Regions from separate parts of the Homo sapiens genome. Here region 2 is linked to region 1. The links are chromatin loops, found by intact Hi-C in ENCODE. Cell type or tissue: HCT116. All regions are shown on one strand. Each heading gives the region's core, and the rest is flanking DNA. Links, peaks and the distances in the headings are about the cores only.

Region 1 (11,650 bases), core at 1,625-9,624:
AGAGGTTGGACAGGAAGTCTGCAGTGAACCAATCCGTAGGCTGATTCCAGCTGAGCCCCTACTTTGTGTTGGCACCAGGAAGGGCCTGGAATTTGTCAAGACAGGGCCATCAGAGGATGCCCCTGTGAGCCATCCAGGAGGCAGAGGAGGGAGCAGGGTCAGCCTGCCAGGCTGGGGAAGGGCATTCCTAGAGGAAGGGAAGGCGAAGGCCAAGGGGTAGCAGGGACGGGCAAGGTATGGAGGTCTAGACGGAAGTAGAGGCTGCTGGGAGGCTGCTCCGAAGCTGCTCCTTGAGCTGGGTACAGGTGCCCACAGGGCTAGGGCAGGGCCTGCACAAGGAGTGATGGGAGAGGTCAGCGGGTCAAGTGCCAGGAGCCTTAAATGCCAGACCAAAGCCTCTGGACTGTGTCTTGTAGACCACAGGGGTCCTAGCAGGTTTTTAGCAGAGGACAGAGCTCAGGGTCTTCCCAGATGGCAGGGATGTGCGTGACAGCTGGGGTAGGTGCAGGGCGGATGGTAAGACTCTAAGGCTCCCTGAGTTACGGTGACCAAGAGGCCTTGTGAGCGCGTAGCATCTTGTCCACGTGACTCTGTGTGGGGAGGGCTGGGAGATAGCAGGGTAATGGGCCCCTGGGCAGTAAGACCTCATTTTTTTGTTGTTGTTGTGTTTAAGACAGGGTCTCGCTCTGTCACCCAGGCTGTGCGGTGGTGTGATCACAGCTCACTGCAGCCTCATCCTCCCAGGCTCAAGCAAGCCTCTCACCTCACGCTCCCAAGTAGCTGGGACCACAGGCACACACCACCACACCCAGCTGATATTTTTATTTTTTGTAGAGACAGGGTCTTACTCTGTTGTCCAGGCTGGTGTCACACTCCTGGACTCAAGCAATTTACCCACCTCAGTCTCCCAAAGGGCTCGGATTAAAGGCATGAACCACTGCACCTGGACTCTTTAATTTTTTAAGTAAAAATTATTTATTTACTCTGGAGACAGGGTCTTGTTCTGTCCCCCAGACCGGAGTGCAGTGGTGCAATCATGGCTCACTACAGCCTCAACCTCCTCCTGTATAGCTGGACTACAGGCGCACGTTACCACACCTGGCTAATTTTTTTTTTTTTGAGACGATGTTTTGCTCTGTCGCCCAGGCTGGAGTGCAGTGGTGCAATCTCGGCTCACTGCAAGCTCCACCTCCCAGGTTCACGCCATTCTCCTGCCTCAGCCTCCCGAGTAGCTGGGATTACGGGCGCCCGCCACCATGCCCGGCTAATTTTTTGTATTTTTAGTAGAGACGGGGTTTCCCCGTGTTAGCCAGGATGGTCTCGATCTCCTGACCTCGTGATCCGCCCACCTCGGCCTCCCAAAGTGCTAGGATTACAGGCGTGAGCCACTGTGCCCGGCCCACACCTGGCTAATTTTTAAAAAATTTTTGTTGAGACGGGGTCTCACTATGTTCCCCAGGCGGGTCTCAAGCTCCTAGCCTCAGGGGATCCTCCCACCATGGCCACCAAAGGGCTGGGATTATACATGTGAGCCACCATACCTGGCCAGGAAATAATTTTTAAAATTGCGGTAAAATACCTATCATATAAGATTTGTCATTTTAGCTGGTTTTAAGCGTAGGTTCTGTGGCACTAAGTTTTTTTTTTTGCGGGGGGGAACGGAGTTTCACTCTTGTTGCCTGGGCTGGAGGGCTGGAGTGCAATGTCGTGATCTTGGCTCACTGCAACCTCTGCTTCCTGGGTTCAAGCGATTCTCCTGCCTCAGCTGGTGTTGAACTCCTGACCTCAGGTGATCTGCCTGCCTTGGCCTCCTAAACTGCTGGAATTACAGGCGTAAGCCACCGCACCCGGCCAGCACTAAGTATTAATACATCCACACTGCTGTGCTCCTCCCCCTACTGCCCGCCCCATCTCCAGAGCTTACAGGGAACCACACAACCAGTTCCTTTCCTGAAAGCTCAGAGGACAGGCTGCCTCCTCCAAGGAGTGATCCTGACTTCCCAGGCAGAGAATTTCTGCAATAAGCATTAGGCCTCCCCTGTCCCCAGATCCCTGCCCAGAACCCAAACACGGGTGGAGCCTCCACAGGGCTTCCCACCCAGCCTCCTGCTTCCACAGAACAGGATTCACTCTGGCCAGAGGAGGAAATTCTTTGAACTTCTTTGAAGTCCATGATGGTGATGATGATGATGACGGTGACGGTGATGGTGATGAGAATAATGGTGATGGTGATGATGGAGAGGAGGAGGAATCTCTGGCTCTCCTGCTGATGTCTTTCTCTGACCAGTACAGTCTCTGGAAGGCAGGATCATGTGTTTTCCCACCCTCTGCCAAAGATGGGAGCAGCCTGGGCTGGAATGCAAGGTGGCAGGAGCATACCACAGCTCTGTCACTACGATGGCAACAGCCCCATCCCTGTCCCTCACAATGGCCCTGAGTGTGGCCCTGGTTGTCCCTGCCTGTGTCCTTCCTTGTCCCCCCAACCAGGGAGCTCCTGGAAGACTAGCCTGGGGTGCCCCCTTCACTGGCCCCCCAACATGGCCCCAGATCCAGTGGCTGTAGGGCCTTCCCAGTCTTGCCCTCACTTCCCAGCTGAGGAAGCTGTTCACACAGCCTTCCTGAGGCTGGGCCCCAGGCTGTCCCCAACATCAGCACTGGAACATGGGACCTGGGTGGGCTGAAGGGCCCTCGTTTCTTTTTTTGCTGTGAGTGGGAAGGGCTGGGGAAACTGAGGCACAGGTTAGTGTCTTCATTTGCCCAGGTCACCGTAGAAACCTACTCTCCTTGCTGCTCTCTGGACTCTGGGGCCACATAGGGAGGCGGCCTGCAGGGCCCCTGCCCAAGAGCCAGGTCAGACCGGAAGCTCAGTGCCGGGTGTAGGAGCTGAGCAGACCTGGGCTCAAATTCCAGTCTGCTCACTCCTCTGGTGGTCACAGCGCCTTCCTCACCTGTCAGTGGGGTGCATGATAGTGCAGCCTCTCACACTGGCTGGAGCGGCCAGTAAGGCAAACACCCCAGGTCGGGCCCAGGCTCGAGGCGGGGGCTCAGTGAATATCCCCTCTACCTTCTTTTCCTGCCCGGAGGTCTGAAGGGGGCAGCCCAATGGTATAGACGGGCCTGGAGAGAGGGTGGCTCAAGCCCTGGCCCCGCCTCTGGCCCTCTGTGACCTTCAGTATCTTCGTCGGCCTCTCGTGGCCACTGGGCTGTGTATGCAGGACAATATTCATTCTCAGGGTCTGCAAAGGCCACCCCCAGCCTTGTCCCTACCTCCTGAGGCGGGTGGAAGGGGCTGATGAAGGTCAGCCCAGAGATCTTGGAGTGAAAGGGGCAGAAGGCCCAGGGCTGGCTGCGGTGGACCCTCAGGAGGTGATGAAGCGAGGGTTGTCCCCCGAGTCCAGGGCCTCTGGAGCCTCTCCTTCCTGCTGTGTGCACGGGTCCATAAACAGAAGGGACCGCCAGTTCTGGTTCCATTAGACATCCAAAAAACAGGCTGGGCGCGGTGGCTCACACCTGTAATCCCAGCACTTTGGGAGGCTGAGGCAGGCAGATCATGAGGTCAGGAGTTCGAGACCAGCCTGGCCAACATGGCGAAACCCCATCTCTACTCAAAATACAAAAATTAGCCGGGCATGGTGGTGGGCACCTGTAGTCCCAGCCACTCGGGAGGCTGAGGCAGGAGAATCATTTGAACCCGGGAGGCAGAGGTTGCAGTGAGCCAAGATCGTGCCACTGCACTCCAGCCTGGGCAACAGAGAGACTCTGCCTTAAAAAAAAATCCAAAAAACGTGAGCGAAGGGGTTGCTAAGTCCTTAGACTTAGAGGGAGGCCCCCGGAGACCACTTGGGTGAGAGTCCCAGGCTCAGCTCTGCCCTGTCCTCCATTTGAGGGCTTGGGCAAGTCCCCATACCATTTGGGCCTCAGTTTCCCCATCTGGACATGAGGGTTTCCACTGGCCCAGAGTTGGGCTGGGAGTCAGGTGTGACCTCAGGGGACTCGTGGTGCTCTCCTGGCTCTTGGTCTCCACCTGGGCCTGGACTTTTCTGTGGGACCCATCAGGGACACTCAGCAAACACCCCTTTGCATTTGTTTTATTTATTTATTTATTTTTATTATTTTATTTTATTTTGAGACACAGTTTGCTCTTGTTGCCCAGGCTGGAGTGCAATGGCACAATCTCGGCTCACTGCAACCTCCATCTCCCAGGTTCAAACATTCTCCTGCCTCAGCCTCTCGAGTAGCTGGGATTGCAGGCATGTGCCACCACGCCTGGCTAATTTTGTATTTTTAGTAGAAACGGGGTTTCTCCATGTTGGTCAGGCTGGTCTCGAACTCCCGATCTCAGGTGATCCGCCCGCCTCGGCCTCCCAAAGTGCTGGGATTACAGGAATGAGCCACCGCGCCCGGCTGTTTGTTTTTATGTCTTCTTTTTTCTATTTGTTAATAAAGCTCGCTTGGGGTCAGATTGCTAGGACCAAAAAGGCCCTGGCAGACAGCCTAGTCCATTATATAGACAGAGAAACTGAGGCTCTTGGGGCGAGGCAACCCGCCAGTGCCCTCCGGTCCAGCCCAGGCTGGGACCCGGGAATTCGGGCGGCGCTCGCCTGCTGCCCCCGTGTGGCCGCCGCGGGCGCTGCAGGCGGGTCCTGGTCACGCGGGGCGGGGCTGCTTCTCATTGCCAAGCCCAGGGCGGACGTGGGGAGCACCCATAGGGAGAAGGCCTGCCCTGGCCACCTGAGACTGCGACTCCGAGAAGTGCCCTGAACGAGTTCACCTCCGAAGGGAAACCAGGGACGCTTCCAGGAGGCAGTGTCCTTGGAGCAGGTGGTCGGGAGTGCTCCGGGCGCCCCACCTGGAGGAGTCCAGCCCTGGGACCAATTCTGCGCTGGCCTGAGAACAGCGAGGGCCTCGGAACCCGGCGGAGGGGTTCCAGCGGCTTGGTTGCTGTGGACTCCAGCGAATGCCTTAACCTCTCTGAGCCTCCTTTTTCTCAGCAAGAAATTGGTGTACACACACACACGCGCGCGTGCATACACACACCCTTCACAGGCTGTTGTGAAGATTAAGTTGGTATTCAAAGCATCGGGCCCAGCCCCGGGTTCCAGGTGGGTTGTGTTCAGCCTCTCCCCTCTCCATCCCTCCCTTGCAGGAGTTTGGGCTGGAACTGCTCCTCCCAAAGGTGTCTCCAGGCCCTGTCAAGGCCCAGGGACAGAGCTGGTACTAGCCCTGACCACACAGTGGGAGAGCTTCCTGTGTTTTCCCCTTCCCTTTGATGGGGTCAGGAGGTCTCCATCGAGTGCTAGCCGTCTACACCACCTTATCAACCTCGTCAATGGAGAGGCAGAGGTTGGCTGTGGTCCTGTAATCCCAGCACTTCAGGAGGCCGAGGTGACAGATCACTAGAGCCCAGGAATTACAGACCAGCCTGGGCAACATGGTGAAAACCTCTTTACAAAAAATACAAAAATTAGCCCGGCATGATGGTGTGTGCCTGTGGTCCCAGCTACTTGGGAGGCTGAATTGGGAGGACTGCTTGAGCTCGGGGGTTTGAGGTTGCAGTGAGCCAAGATCGCACCACTGCACTCCAGCCTGGGCAAGAGTGAGACCCTGTCCCCCTAAAAAAAACAAATGAAACCAAAACAAAAGTCAGAGAGGCAGGTCCTGGGCCTTGGGCCCAGCACTGACCAGCAGGAGTACCTGGCTAGAATAGAAACTCCTTGTTTGACTTCATTCTATTTCTTTTCACTTTTACCTTCCATATGTGGCAAGTTGATACTGGTTTCCACTTATGTAGGGATAGGAAGTTTCCTTTTAAAATAAAATTGTTCCAGGCACAGTGGCTCGCGCCTGTAATCCCAGCACTTTGGGAGGCCAAGGCGGGCGGATCACTTGAGGTCAGGATTTCGAGACCAGCCTGGTCAACATAGTGAAACCCCATCTGTACTAAAAATACAAAAATGAGCTGGGCGTGGTGGCACACACATGTAATCCTAGCTATTTAGGAGGCTGAGGCATGAGAATCGCTTGAACCTGGGAGGCAGAGGTTGCAGTGAGCTGAGATCGCGCCGTTGCACTCCAACCTGGGTGACAGAGTGAGACTCAGTTTCAAAAATAAAATAATAAAATTGTTCAAGTAAAAAAAAAGCAAGCTGATTTAAAAACATGTTATTCTATAATTTTAATACAATAGTTTAGAGGTGGGCACTGGAGACAACAAAGGTGACAGTGGAGTGACAAGATCTGAAGCCAGCACTAGAAAGCCTCTACATCCCGCTAATCAGCAGGTGAGGCTGGGCCAGGAGCCTCTCATTCTTTTTTTTTTTTTTTTGAGACAGAGTCTCCCTCTGTCTCCCAGGCTGGAGTGCAGTGGCGCCATCTTGGCTCAGTGCAACCTCCGCCTCCTGGGTTCAAGTGATTCTCCTGCCTCAGCCTCCCGAGTAGCTGGGACTACAGGCGCGTGTCACCACACCCAGCTAATTTTTGTATTTTTGTATTTTTAGTAGAGACAGGGTTTCACCATGTTGGCCAGGATGGTCTTGATCTCTTGATCTCGTGATCTGCCCACGTCAGCCTCCGAAAGTGCTGGGATTACAGGCATGAGCCACTGCGCCCGGCCAGGAGCCTCTCATTCTATGGACTGAAGTCACATATTCAATCCAGCGGGGATATTCTGAGCCCCGCCATGTGCTGGTGCCTGTACCTGCTATATCTCCTCTTTGGTGGGGAGACAAGCCCCCAGCCCAGGCAGGGTCCCCACCAGGCTGGACATAGACCCATTCTGGGTGAATGTGAGGGGAAGAAATTGAGCGTGCCCGGTGGTGGCGGAGCCAGGAACAGGAAGGCCTGGAGCCAGCCTGCGCTCCGCCCATCCAGCAGAGTCTCCACTTGGTGTGGATTTGAAAGTGATCTAACACGTCGTCCTCTCTTGTCACCCAGGCTGGAGGGCAATGGTGCGAACTCGGCTCACTGTAACCACTGCCTCCCAAGTTTAAGCGATTCTCCTGTCTCAGCCTCCCAAGTAGCTGGGATTACAGGCGCCTGCCACTATGCCCAGCTGACTTTTGTATTTTTAGTAGAGACGGGGTTTCACCATGTTGGCCAGGCTGGTCTTGAACTGCTGACCTCAGGTGATCCACCCACCTCGGCCTCCCAAAGTGCTGGGATTATAGGCGTGAACCACCGTGCCTAGCTCCTGACTCTGAATTTATATGCTCCTGATAAGCCATCATTTTCTTACACTTATTCACACATGAGTGCTTAACAATAGAAAAAATGACATACCATTAGTACAGTTAAAAAAAAAAAGTGTTCAGAGAAACTAAGCAGCACAGCAGCGGCATCAGAATCCCTGTGTCAGCTGTTGAACAGTGGAAACACACAGCGGCAGGCGTTCAGTCTCCTGGGATGCTGTGTTTTCATTAAAAGTTTACTGTACACCACATTTTATTTTTTCTTAGGCAAGAAGAAACATCAGAAGCAGCTGAGGGACCAGGAAGCGGGTCCGTTAAGGCTAAGGAGACATTCTGCCGGCCGGCTTTTAAAAATGTTTCCTATGGGCCTGGCGCGGTGGCTCACACCTGTCATCCCAGCACTTTGGGAGGCAGAGGCGGGCGGATCACTAGGTTAAGAGATTGAGAACATCCTGACCAACATGGTGAAACCCCGTCTCTACTAAAAATACAAAAATTAGCCGGGCGTGGTGATGCATGCCTGTAGTCCCAGCTACTCGGGAGGCTGAGGCAGGAGAATCGCTTGAACCTGGGACTCAGAGGTTGCAGTGAGCTGAGATCATACCACTGCACTCCAGCCTGGGCGACTGAGCTGCACTCTGTCTCAAAAAAAAAAAAAAAAAAAAAAAGTTCCCTATGGAGTCATCTGCCTTATTAACAATGGTTTTTGTCTTAGATGACTCCCTGACCTCATCTTCATGTTGTATACCTGCATTTTCACTGCAAACCTGTCACAGAAGGTCGGGTGTGGAATTTTCCACTTTTGGCATCATGTTGGCACTCAAAAAATTTCACATTTTGGAGCATTTCAGAATTTTTGGATTAAGGGTGCTCAGCCTGTAGTCAGATATAGTTGCATAGAGTGAAGGCATTATCCAAATAGATTTTTCAGTGATTGTGCTTTTTAAAAAGCAGACACATTTACATAACAATGAAGAAGTGGAAATCCTTTGCATCTTTAACCAGTCTCTTACTCTCATTCTCCTTCCCTCTTTTATAATCTTCCGTTTCAACTTAGGAAACTTATATTTCTCTATGCCAACTTTGTGAAACCATGCAGAATGGCTGTATCCAAAATTGCATGACAACAAAAAATTGTGAAAATGTCTGTCAAATCCAGTTGTTTAATTCTTTTAAAACTATGAGTATGAAATTATTGTTATTCTACCACTTACTGTTTTGAAAAGAGTTCAAGGTTTTAGCTAGGTTATTTAATTGATGTTAAATCTGAGGGAGTTCCAAAAATGTGAAGAAAAAAAGAACACATAATTGTCCGAAGATTTAAGATCCTGAAATGTGATTCAGTAAACATAGTCATCTGTAGTTTCAACTTGGAAATTAAAAATGAGAAGATAACTCTTATCCTGTTTTGAGGAAAAAAAAAAGCCTATATTTAAAGGTTAATCTACATGTTCACAGAGTAATTAAGATTGTATTAAAATGTCTTTGTTTCTATTTAAAGTTTGTTATTCTATAACACAGTAGTTGCTTTTTTCTATAAGATCTTCAAGGCTGAGGACCCAGGCTCATGCCTGTAATCCCAGCACTTTGGGAGGCCAAGGCGGGCAGATCACTTGAGGTCAGGAGTTCAAGACCAGCCTGGCCGACACAGTGAAACCCCATCTCTACTAAAAATACAAAAAATTAGCTGGGCGTGGTGGTTCATGCCTGTAATCCCAGATACTTGGGAGGCTGAGGCAGGAGAATCACTTGAACCTGGTAGCTGGAGGTTGCAGTGAGCCGAGATTGTGCCATTACACTCCAGCCTGGGCTACAGGAGCAAAACTCAGTCTCAAAAGAAAAAAAAACCTTCAAGATAACAGTTTAATTTTAAAACAGTTGTTTAATGAAAAAAGGAAGGTTAGGGACTAGAGAATTTTTGAAACAATAATTATGATAGGAATATCAGTAACAAAATGTTTCTGAAGCTATAAATGTAAGCTAAAAATATAAACATCATTGACTAAATCCAGTCTTTGATTAGAACTAGTTTTTTCTCTATTAAGGCTCTTATTTTCTACTAGCACTAACTTGTACTCAACCCTTAGTACATATTCTCTCACTTTTTAGTAACCATTGTTATGATAAATTGAAAAGCCATTCAAATAAAATTTTGTGTGAATTAATCTGTTTGCCAGAGTGAAAAGAGTAGTAACAATAGGTAAACAGAACACTTGTGGCTCTAAGTCAGGGACTTAAAGTGGTGCGCTTAGCGGATAACGCTTCTGGTCACCTACAGTTTGTTTCTGAAAACTGAAAGGAGTTTCAGTGGTGATAGCTGGGATCACAGGCGACCGCCACCATGACCGACGAATTTTTTGTATTTTTAGTAGAGACGCGGTTTCACCATATTGGCCAGGCTGGTCTTGAACTCCTGACCTCCAGTAAACCACCCGCCTCTGCCTCCCAAAGTGCTGGGATTATAGGAGTGAGACACCACTTCCAGCCTACATGTGTCTTTATGGGAGAAGAGTGTTTCCTGTAGGCAACAGAGCAATGGGTCTTTTTATTTTATTTTATTTATTTATTTATTTATTTATTTTTGAGCTGGAGTCTTGCTCTGTCACCAGACTGGAGTGCAGTGGCACCATCTCGGCTCACTGCAACCTCTGCCTCCCGGGTTCAAGTGATTCTCCTGCCTCAGCCTCCTGAGTAGCTGGGACTACAGGTGCGCACCACCACACCCTGCTAATTTTTGTATTTTTAGTAGAGACAGGGTTTCACCATGTTTGCCAGGATGGTCTCTAGCTCTTGACCTCATGATCTGCCTGCCTTGGCCTCCCAAACTGCTGGGATTACAGGCGTGAGCCACCACACCTGGATGGGTCTTGTTCTTTCATCCATTCATCCACTCTATCTTTTGATTGAAAAGTTTAGTCTACTGACACTCAATGTTATTATTGATAAGTAAGGACTTACTCCTGCCATTTTGTTATTTGTTTTCTGGTTGTTTTGGGGTCTTCTCTTCCTTCTTTCATTCCTGTCTTTCATTAGTGAAGGTAATTTTCTCTGGTGATATGATTTAGTTTCTTGTTTTTTATTTTTCGTGTATCCATTGTTATGTTTTTTGGTTTGAGGTTACCATGAGGCTTGTAAATACTATCTTATAATCCATTATTTTAATCTTATAAGTTTTCATAAACAAGTAAAAAGAAAACTAATAAAAACTCTACAACTTAACTTTGTCTCCCTATTTTTTAACTTTTTGTTATTTCTATCTTATTATACCATCTATGTCTTGAAAAGTTGTAGTTAATATTTTTGATTGGCTCATAGTTTAGTCTACTTAGAGTAAGAGTAGTTTATACATCATAGTTACAGTGTTATAACATTCTGCATTTTTCTGTATACCTACTATTACCAGTGAGTTTTATACCTTCAGGTTGTTACTTATTGCTCATTAATGTCCTTATCTTTCTGATTGAAATACTCCCTTTAGCATTTCTTCTAGGACAGGTCTGGTGTTGACAAAATCCCTCAGCTTTTGTGTGGAAAAGTGTTTATTTCCCCTTCACTTTGAAGGATATTTTCACTGGATACACTGTTCTAGGGTAAATGTTTTTTTCCTTCAGCACTTTCAATATGTCATGCCACTCTCTCCTGGCCTGAAACGTTTCTACTAAAGAGTCTGCTGCCAGATATATTGTAGCTCCATTGTATATTATTGGTTTCTTTTCTCTTGCTGCTTTTAAGATCCTTTCTTTATCCTTGATCTTTGGGACTGTGATTATTAAATCCCTTGAGGTAGTCTTCTTTGAGTTACATCTGCTCGGTGTTTTATAACTTTCTTGTACTTGGATATTGATATCTTTCTGTAGGTTTGGGACGTTCCGTTACTATCCCTTTGAATACACTTTCTACACTCCCCACCTCCTCTTTAAGGCCAATACCACTTAGATTTGTCCTTTTGAGGCTATTTTCTAGATCCTGTAGGCATGCGTCATTGTTTTTTATTCTTTCCTTTGTCTCCTCTATGTATTTTGAAATAGCCTGTCTTCAAGCTCATTAATTCTTTCTTCTGGTTTATCAATTCTGCTATTAAAAGACTCTAATGCATTCTTTGGCATGCCAATTACATTTTTTGGCTCCAGAATTTCTGCTTGATTCTTTTAAATTATTTCCATCTCTTTGTTAAACTTATCTAATAGAATTATGAATTCCTTCCCTGTGTTATCTTGAATTTCTTTGAGTTTCCTCAACACAGCTATTTTGATTTCTTTGTCTGAAAGGTCACATATCTCTGTTTCTACAGGATTGGCCCCTGGTGTCTTATTTAGTTCATTTGGTGAGGTCATGTTTTCCTGGATAGTGTTGATGCTAGCAGATGTTCTTTGGTGTCTGGGCATTGAAGAGTTAGGTATTGATTGTAGTTTTCACTGTATTTATTGTAGTTTTCACTGTCAGGGCTTGTTTGTACCCATCTT
Region 2 (8,000 bases), core at 1-8,000, 250 kb before region 1:
GAAGAAATGGATGGAGATAGCAAAATAAAATGAATTTCTACAGACAGGCAGGCAGGGAGGGAAGAGGGAAGAAGGGAGGGAAACCTCTATGTACGGCCACTCAGGAGGGGGCAGCTCCTAGAAGCGCCCCGCTTGCTGCCCCCCAGTCCAACTCACCCGGCCGAAGAACTGCAGGAAGGTGTTGGAAAGTAGCAGGTGCTTCTCTGCTAGGAAGCGATAGCGCCGCTTCTCTTCCAATTCAGCCGCCCGCTGACTCTCAGACACGAAGGCCTGCATCTGTGCGTGCAGCCGGTTCACACTCTCCTGGGGGGGAACGGGAGTTCTGGCTGGGGGCGGTGGGTGTGTCTCATCCCACCCCCCTCGCCCACAGGCGCCAGCTGTTCAAGCCCCCTGTTCTTCCTGACTGCCCTCTCCCCAAGCCCACCCCCCATCACCCGGCCCATCCTAGCTCCTGAGCCTGCCCCATCATCAGCAGCCTTGTTATGAGTCTGGGCCCTGCGTCTCCCTCTCCCAGGTGCTTCTCACAAGCAGGGCTGCTGTCTGAGCCTTCGCTCTGTCCCTGGCACCCAGCACAAGCCCAAGCACGGGCTGGGGGGGCAGGGGGACGGGTTTAATGAGAATATGAATGAGTAGGTTAATAGCCCCTACTTGGGGGGAAGATTCTGAGGAGGGGAGGCGTGAGCTCACTTAAAGGAGCCAGAAGAGACGGGAAGGGAGGCAGAGGGTTAATCCATGGGTTTGGATCTTGGAGACAGAGGCCAGGGATGGGGCCCCAGGCTCAGGAAGGGGAATGGCCCTAGCCGGGGGCGGGATACCTCTGCCAGGCAGGAGAGAGGGGAGGAGGATGGGCGGCTGGTGGATGACACCTTTGGCACCATGTTCAAGCGAGCAATTTTCTCGGTGAAGTAGGAGATGGGGGAGGTGGGATGGGTTTGCAGGAGAGGCCCGGGGATTCTGGGTAAGGCCAGTAAGCCACAGGGCAAGGGGCGGTGCTGGGCGTGGCCCTAGGAGCTAGTTACGCCCACCCCACCAGGGGCTGGCTGACCTCCCCAGCCACGCTCATCACAGTTGGGCTGGTGCTCGGTGGGGGAGCTCAGGGAGGCGTTCGGGGTTCCCAGGGCCCGGTCTCGCCCCGAGGTCTGCCCACCCGCCCTTCCTGGCCCACCCCCGCTTCCCGGCCCTCGCACCTTCATCTCCCGCACGTTCTTGTCTCTCTTGCGCTCCATGCGCCACAGCTCAGACATGCACTTCTCCAGGTTGGCCGCTCGGTGGCGGTACTCGAGCTCATAGTGCTGGCGGCTGTCCTGGGGTAGGGTGGAGTCGGGGAGGGAGAATCCCCCCACATCAGAGAGCTCAAGACACCCCTCCCAGAGATCAGGGCCCTGGAAGTTTGGAGACTTGGGGCTCAGCTGGGAACATGGATAATCTGGGGCCCAGTCAGTGCTCAGCACTGGCCTGTGTGTGCCTACCTGTCAAATGGGAGAGGGGGTCCTGCCTGCAGTGAGTTGGGGGCCGAGTGGGGAGGCCAGACTCACTTTGATGAACTGCATGTCCAGCTTGGTGTTCTTCTCCATGTGCTGCAGCAGGCCTCCATGGAATGTCTGCACCTGAGCGGAGTGCAGGGTGAGGGTGATCAAGGCCCCCCTACTGTTCCCAGGCCCCAGCACCCCCTTGCACTTTCTGCTATAACAGACTGCCCATCGTGCTCCTAATATACCAGGCACCTGCCCACCTGTCAGAGAAACGGAGACAAGAACACCACCTGGCTGGAGGGAGGACGAAATGGTTAAACATTCACAATGTTTAGTGCAGTGCTGCCTGGAAACGAACCCTTGATAAGTGTGTCAGAGTCTTCTGGTTCTTATTTTTTGTCTTATTCTTAGTTTGTGCTTTGATGACATCATTCCCTCTGCCTGGAATTTCCTCCCTATCTTCCAGTGCCAGCTTCCTGTCTTCCTGACTTTCCCAAGCAGAATCCATTGCTCCCTCGTTTTGTCTCTGGAATGGGTGCACATTTGTTCCTTCGTTGTCCATTCCTCCAGTTGTATACAGAATTTATGGCCAGGGCCCCATGCATAGCCCCTTGGAGCTGCTATGGCCATGGCTCACCTCTGTGTCCTCAGCACCATGGGCAGGGCACAGCCCAGCAAAAACACTCAGAAGCTGTTGAGGTCTCAGATGGGCCTGGGAGGTGACAGGTTCCCATGGCAAGTGGATGTCTGGCCACCGGGGCAGGACAGGAAAGGCTGCTGGGCTCAGGCTCAGAAGCTTCGTCCTCATTCTAGTTCTGCCTCCTATTTGCTTTGTGACTTTGGACAAGTTGCCACCCATCTCTGGGCCTCAGTTGCCCCATCTGTAACAGGAAAGGCTTGACCAGCCTGGGCATGGTGGCTTACGCCTGTAATCCCAGCACTTTGGGAGGCTGAGGTGGGTGGATCACCTGAGGCCAGGAGTTCGAGACCAGCCTGGCCAACATGGTGAAACCCCATCTCTACTAAAAATGCAAAAATCAGCCAGGCATGGTGGTGCGTGCCTGTAATCCCAGCTACTCAGGAGGCTGAGGCAGGAGAATCACTTGAACCAGGGAGGCGGAGGTTGTAGTGAGCGGAGATCACGCCACTGCACTCCAGCCTGGGTGACAGAGTGAAACTCTGTCTCAAAAGAAAAAAAAAAAGAAAAAGGAAAGGCTTGACCAGCTGCTCTCTGAGAGCTTGATGAGCTTCGATTCTGTGGGCCCAGGTGATGCCCTGGTACCCTGTATTCTCCATCAGCTTTCTCTGAGTCACTCCATGTTGTTGGGCAGTTGGACCTAAACCCTTCCAGCTGCAGGAGGGTTCAGGCTGCATGGGACACAAGAGGTGCTTCCCCAACCCCGCGGACACGTCCTCCTCTGGAGGCCCTCCCGCCTCTGCGCAGCCTCTGTCCACACACCCTTTTCCCACAGTGGGTCCTTCCTCCTGCTCTAGGTGTCCTCACATCATCCCACGGGGCTAGGGGATCGCCCAGAAAAGGAATGCTGGCAATCTCCTCCCAATATGCAGAAAAAAATCACTACATAATAAAATTTCTAAAGTTTAAGGTTTTCTCCCACAGTTATTTCCCAAACTTTGGTGCCCACTAGTCTGCAAGGGAGCTTGAGGGTGCCTCTTTGGTACTGAAACCCTGAGCTATGGCTGCCAGTGTGTGTGTAGAGAAGGGTGTCAGCACCAAGAAGGAAGTGGCACGTAGGTTTCCAGAGTGATACAACGGTGAACAGAAACGTGCGTTGTTATAGAAATGCCAGGTAGATGCTTCTGAGGGGCCGCTTTCCGCTGGATCCAATCAAAAGGAAGCCTTCCCGACCCTGCGCTAGTGTGAATGTCACAGCACTGCCTCCTTAAATTTTGTGAACTCAGGCCAGGCGTGGTGGCTCACACCTGCAATCCCAGCACTTTGGGAGGCCGAGCTTGTGACCAGCCTGGCCAACATGCTGAAACCCCGTCTCTACTAAAAATAAAAAAATCAGCTGGGCCTGGTGGCGGCTGCCTGTAATCCCAGCTACTCGGGAGGCTGAGGCAGGAGAATCGCTTGAACCCTAGGGGGCGGAGGTTGCAGTGAGCCGAGATCGCACCACTGCATGCCAGCCTGGGCAACAGAGTGGAACTCCGTCTCAATAAATAAATAAATAAATAAATAAATAAATAAATAAATAAATAAATAAAGCTTAGCACCTCCCCACTCTCTCTCTTGCTGTCTTGCCATGTGACGCACCTGTTACCCCTTCACCTTCCGCCATGATTGTAAGCCTCCTGAGGCCCTCATGAGAAGCTAAGTAGATGTTGGTGCCATGCTTGTACAGTTTGCAGAACCATGAGCCAAAATATACCTCTTTTCCTTATAAATTACCCAGTCTCAGGTATTCCTTGATAGTGACACAAACAGATTCATACAATGCAACAACATGAATTAATCTTACAGACCTTATGCTGAGTGAAAGAAGCTAGACACAAAAGAATATACAGGGCACAGTTCCACTCAAACGAAGCACTAGAACAGGCAAAATTCATCTGCAGAGATAGAAGTCAGAAAGCCTTTGCCCCTAGGGGGCGACACTGACAAAAGGGACATAAGAGAACTTTCTGGGTTGATGGAAACGTTCTAAATAAATCCTGTTTAACATGGTGGCCACACAGGGCATACAATTGTCAAAATCTGTTGAACTTAACACTCAACATATTTAGGAACTTCATCTTATTGTATGTAAACTTTACCTCAGTAGAAAAAAAAACTCAGGTCTGGGATGATGGTGGAAATAAAATGTAGTTTCAAAACCTTCCTTCATCTTCTCCTAAAAATGAATGGAGAAACCAGACAGCAAAATAAAAAACTTAAGACTAGCCAGGCACAGTGGCTCACACCTGTAATTCCAGCACTTTGGGAGGCTGAGGTGGGAGGATTGCTCGAGCCCAAGAGTTCCAGACCAGCCTGGGCAACATAGTAAGATGCTGTCTCTACATAAAAAAAAAAAAAAAAAAAAAAAAAAAAAGCCAGACGTGGTGGTTCATGCCTGTGGTCCTAGCTACTTGGGAGGCTGAGGTGAGAGGATTGCCCGAGCCCAGGAAGTCTAGGCTGCAATGAGCTGTGACTGCACCACTGTACTCCAGCCTGGGTGACACAGTGAGATCCTGTCTCAAAAAAAAAAAAAAAAAAAAAAAAAGTCCAGGCACAGTGGCTCATGCCTGTAATCACAGCACTTTGGAAGGCCAAGGTGTGTGGATCACCTGAGGTCAGGAGTTTGAGACCAGCCTGGCCAACATAGTGAAACCCCATCTCTACTAAAAGTACATAAATTAGCCGAGCATGGTGGCACGCGCCTATAATCCCAGCTATTTGGGAGGCTGAGGCAGGAGAATCGCTTGAACCCGGGAGGCAGAGGTTGCAGTGAGCTGAGATGGCGCCATTGCACTCCAGCCTGGGTGACAGAGCAAGATTCCGTCTCAAAAAACAAACAAACAAACAAAACAAAACAAACAAAACCACCAAAAGAAAAAAATAAACTCAAGACAACATTCAGAACAAAACTATGACAGTATATCTCTACAACCCTCCAAACAAAAATCAGCACCGGCTGTGAGGTCAGTGTGACCAGCATCCATGTGGATGGAGCAGTGGGAGGTAGCTGGGCGTTGAGGGACCTGAGCACAGGTGCACCCCGACATGGCCAGCAGATGGTCATGGGAAGCTCAGTAGGCCAGTCTGTGAACAGCAGCTGAAACTCCAAGGAGTTTGTGAGTCCAAAGGGTGAAGGTAAGAGGTCCCTGGTAAAGTCTGAAGGGGCTGGAGTAGTCGAGCCTCTAGGAAGTCTTGAAACTGACCAGCCAGGCTCCCATCCAGACAGGGCCCATGTGGAGGAGAGAATGCCGTGAGGAGGATCAAAATCAGGAACAAGGACAACAGACACAAAAGGAAAGAGAAAGTCTAACAAAAGTAGGAGCATGAACGGAACCAGGAAATTGCAGAAAGGGAGCTGCCATATTTTTGGAAAACTACATAAGAACAACAGAAAGAGATCTTGCAAAGTGAGAAGAGCTGTCTTGACTGTGCTCCTTTTACAATTTCAGGAAAAAACCTACTTTTCCACAGACAATCTCTGAGGTGAAATCCAATAGAAAGTTATTATTAGAAAAAAGAGAATATGGAAGAGAATAACATTCCTACTGACAACCAAAACACACCAGAAAGGCCCATGAAACAGAAGAAAATGAATCAATGGTCTAAAAGTGATCCTAGCACTTTGGGAGGCCCAGATGGGAGGACTGCTTGAGGCCAGGAGTTCAAGACCAGCCTGGGCAACATAGTGAGACCTCATCTCTATAAAAAGAGTTTAAAAATTATCCAGGCACGGCCGGGTGCGGTGGCTCACACCTGTAATCCCAGCACTCTGGGAGACCAAGGCGGGTGGATCACGAGGTCAGGATATCAAGACCATCCTGGCTAACACGGTGAAATCCCGTCTCTACTAAACATACCAAAAAAAAAAAATTAGCCCGGCATGGTGGCAGGCGCCTGTGGTCCCAGCTACTCGGGAGGCTGAGGCAGGAGAATGGCGTGAACCTGGGAGGCGGAGCTTGCAGTGAGCCGATATCACACCACTGCACTCCAGCCTGGGAGACAGAGTGACACTCCATCTCAAAATTAAAAAAAAAAAAAAATTAGCCAGGCACGGTGGCATTTTCTTATAGTCCCAGCTACTTGGGAGGCTGAGGCAGGAAGATCATTTGAGCCCAGGAGTTGGAGACTGCAATGAGCTATGATTGTACCACTGCACTTCAGCCTGGGTGACAGAGTGAGACTCTGCCTCTGAAAATAAATAAATAAATAAATAAGATGAATTTGTCCAGCAGCAATAGAAATAAAGAGACAGAGCGAGAGAATATGTGTTATATGTGTGTACACACACATTGCATATAAATATGTATCCATCTATGCGTTGCACAGCCACCAAAAAAGCCTAGAAACAAAGATCAAGCCAGTGGCAATGAGCACCACTAGTATTCAGATTATGGCTTTGAAATACCACTTGCACTAAAAACAAAAAGTAAAAACAGGGCTTCATGAAGAAATGGCTCATTCCATGTCTCACACAGCACAAGTAGCAGATAAGCCTGGAACCTCTTGTCAGGCAGATAGCAAGGACTCAGGAGGCAGATTAAAGAGGCTTCCAATGGCCAGGTGCAGTGGCTCACACCTATAATCCCAGAACTTTGGGAGGCTAAACTGGGCAGATCATCTGAGGTTAGGAGTTCGAGATCAGCCTGGCCAACAAGGTGAAACCCCGTCTCTACTAAAAATATGAACATTAGCTAGATGCAGTGTTGCATACCTGTAGTCCCAGCTACATGGGAGGCTGAGGCTGGAGAATTGCTTGAACCTGGGAGGCGGACGTTGCAGTGAGCCGAGATTGCATCACTGTACTCCAGCCTCGGTGACAGGGTGAGACTCCATGTCAAAAAAAAAAAAAAAAGAAGCTTCCACTGGCCAAAAATAGGACATTTTCAACTTCAGTAAACGTAATAATTGCCAACCATTGAAATAGGTCAAATGAGTTTAAATCTACGATATTGATTATAGTAAATAAAAGTACTACATAATGGTGTTAGTAAAAACATAAAGTTAATTGGTGGCTTCACCTTCAGAGGATGACAGGGCACAAATTCATTATCTTGGAACCTGATGAATAAAGGGAATGAATGAAACCTTTCTCCTGCCCTCTCCATATGAAACGTGCCAGTGGGTAATAATAGCAGATAAGGGGAAGGGTCTCTTTCTGGAAGCATCCTAGCTAAGAATGCTTTGAAAAGGCATGGGAGGAACAGTGGTGTGTATCCCCGGATGCATGGCAGATCTAGACACAGTGATGCCTCCTGGTGGAAGAACTCAGTAGCCCCTCTGGTCTTGCCAAGGGCAAGGCTCCGGATCCAGAGGACAGAGAAACCAGCTGAACATACTAGGAGAGCATCCTCAGCAACTTCCAGACTATGGGAAAGTCAGAGCAGATGGTCCCAGGGTCTCCAACAGACAAAGTGTAAGGAAAAGAAACAGACGGAAGGGGAACCCGGAGGTTCGAAGAGACTCAAATTTCTTTTTTTTTTTTTTTTTGAGACGGAGTATTGCTCTGTCGCCCAGGCTGGAGTGCAGTGGCGCGATCTCGGCTCACTGCAAGCTCCGCCTCCCGGGTTCACGCCATTCTCCTGCCTCAGCCTCCCGAGTAGCTGGGACTACAGGCGCCCACCACCATGCCCGGCTAATTGTTTTGTATTTTTAGTAAAGATGGGGTCTCACCGTGTTAGCCAGGATGGTCTTGATTTCCTGACCTCGTGATCCGCCTGCCTTGGCCTCCCAAAGTGCTGGGATTACAGGCGTGAGCCACCACACCCAGCCAAAAATTTTTTTTTTTTTAAGAGTGAAACCAAATTCTAGTGTCTCAGGCTGTAAGGTAGAGTGATAAACCACGAAGGCAC

The links. Hi-C counts contacts between places; a loop is a spot of excess contacts. Peaks named below come from ENCODE experiments on the same cell type or tissue, not always from the same donor. Only the 100,000 strongest peaks of a DNase experiment are listed, where the experiment ranks them.
Region 2: a loop joins it to region 1, with 13 times the contacts of the local background. A loop is called at or near these places in 54 of 110 quality-filtered maps.

What each region holds. Positions count from the first base shown.
Region 1 is chr22:38,348,705-38,360,354 of GRCh38, forward strand. All of the region lies in intron 4 of TPTEP2-CSNK1E (TPTEP2-CSNK1E readthrough), which reads right to left. It also overlaps the pseudogene TPTEP2. Among named protein-coding and RNA genes, the nearest start is that of CSNK1E, 37 kb to the left of the region's middle. RefSeq lists a silencer at 4,498-4,737. In HCT116, for the core only: a CTCF peak has its summit at 4,632 (motif pointing left); a DNase peak (open chromatin) is centred at 4,627.
Region 2 is chr22:38,096,876-38,104,875 of GRCh38, forward strand. It overlaps BAIAP2L2 (BAR/IMD domain containing adaptor protein 2 like 2), which reads right to left. Exons shown (of 14, transcript NM_025045.6): 5 at 1,536-1,607; 6 at 1,188-1,304; 7 at 157-303. Among named protein-coding and RNA genes, the nearest start is that of BAIAP2L2, 9.8 kb to the right of the region's middle. RefSeq lists an enhancer at 1,457-2,011. In HCT116, for the core only: CTCF peaks have their summits at 1,286 (motif pointing right), 4,073 (motif pointing right) and 7,407 (motif pointing left); DNase peaks (open chromatin) are centred at 1,256, 4,086 and 7,416.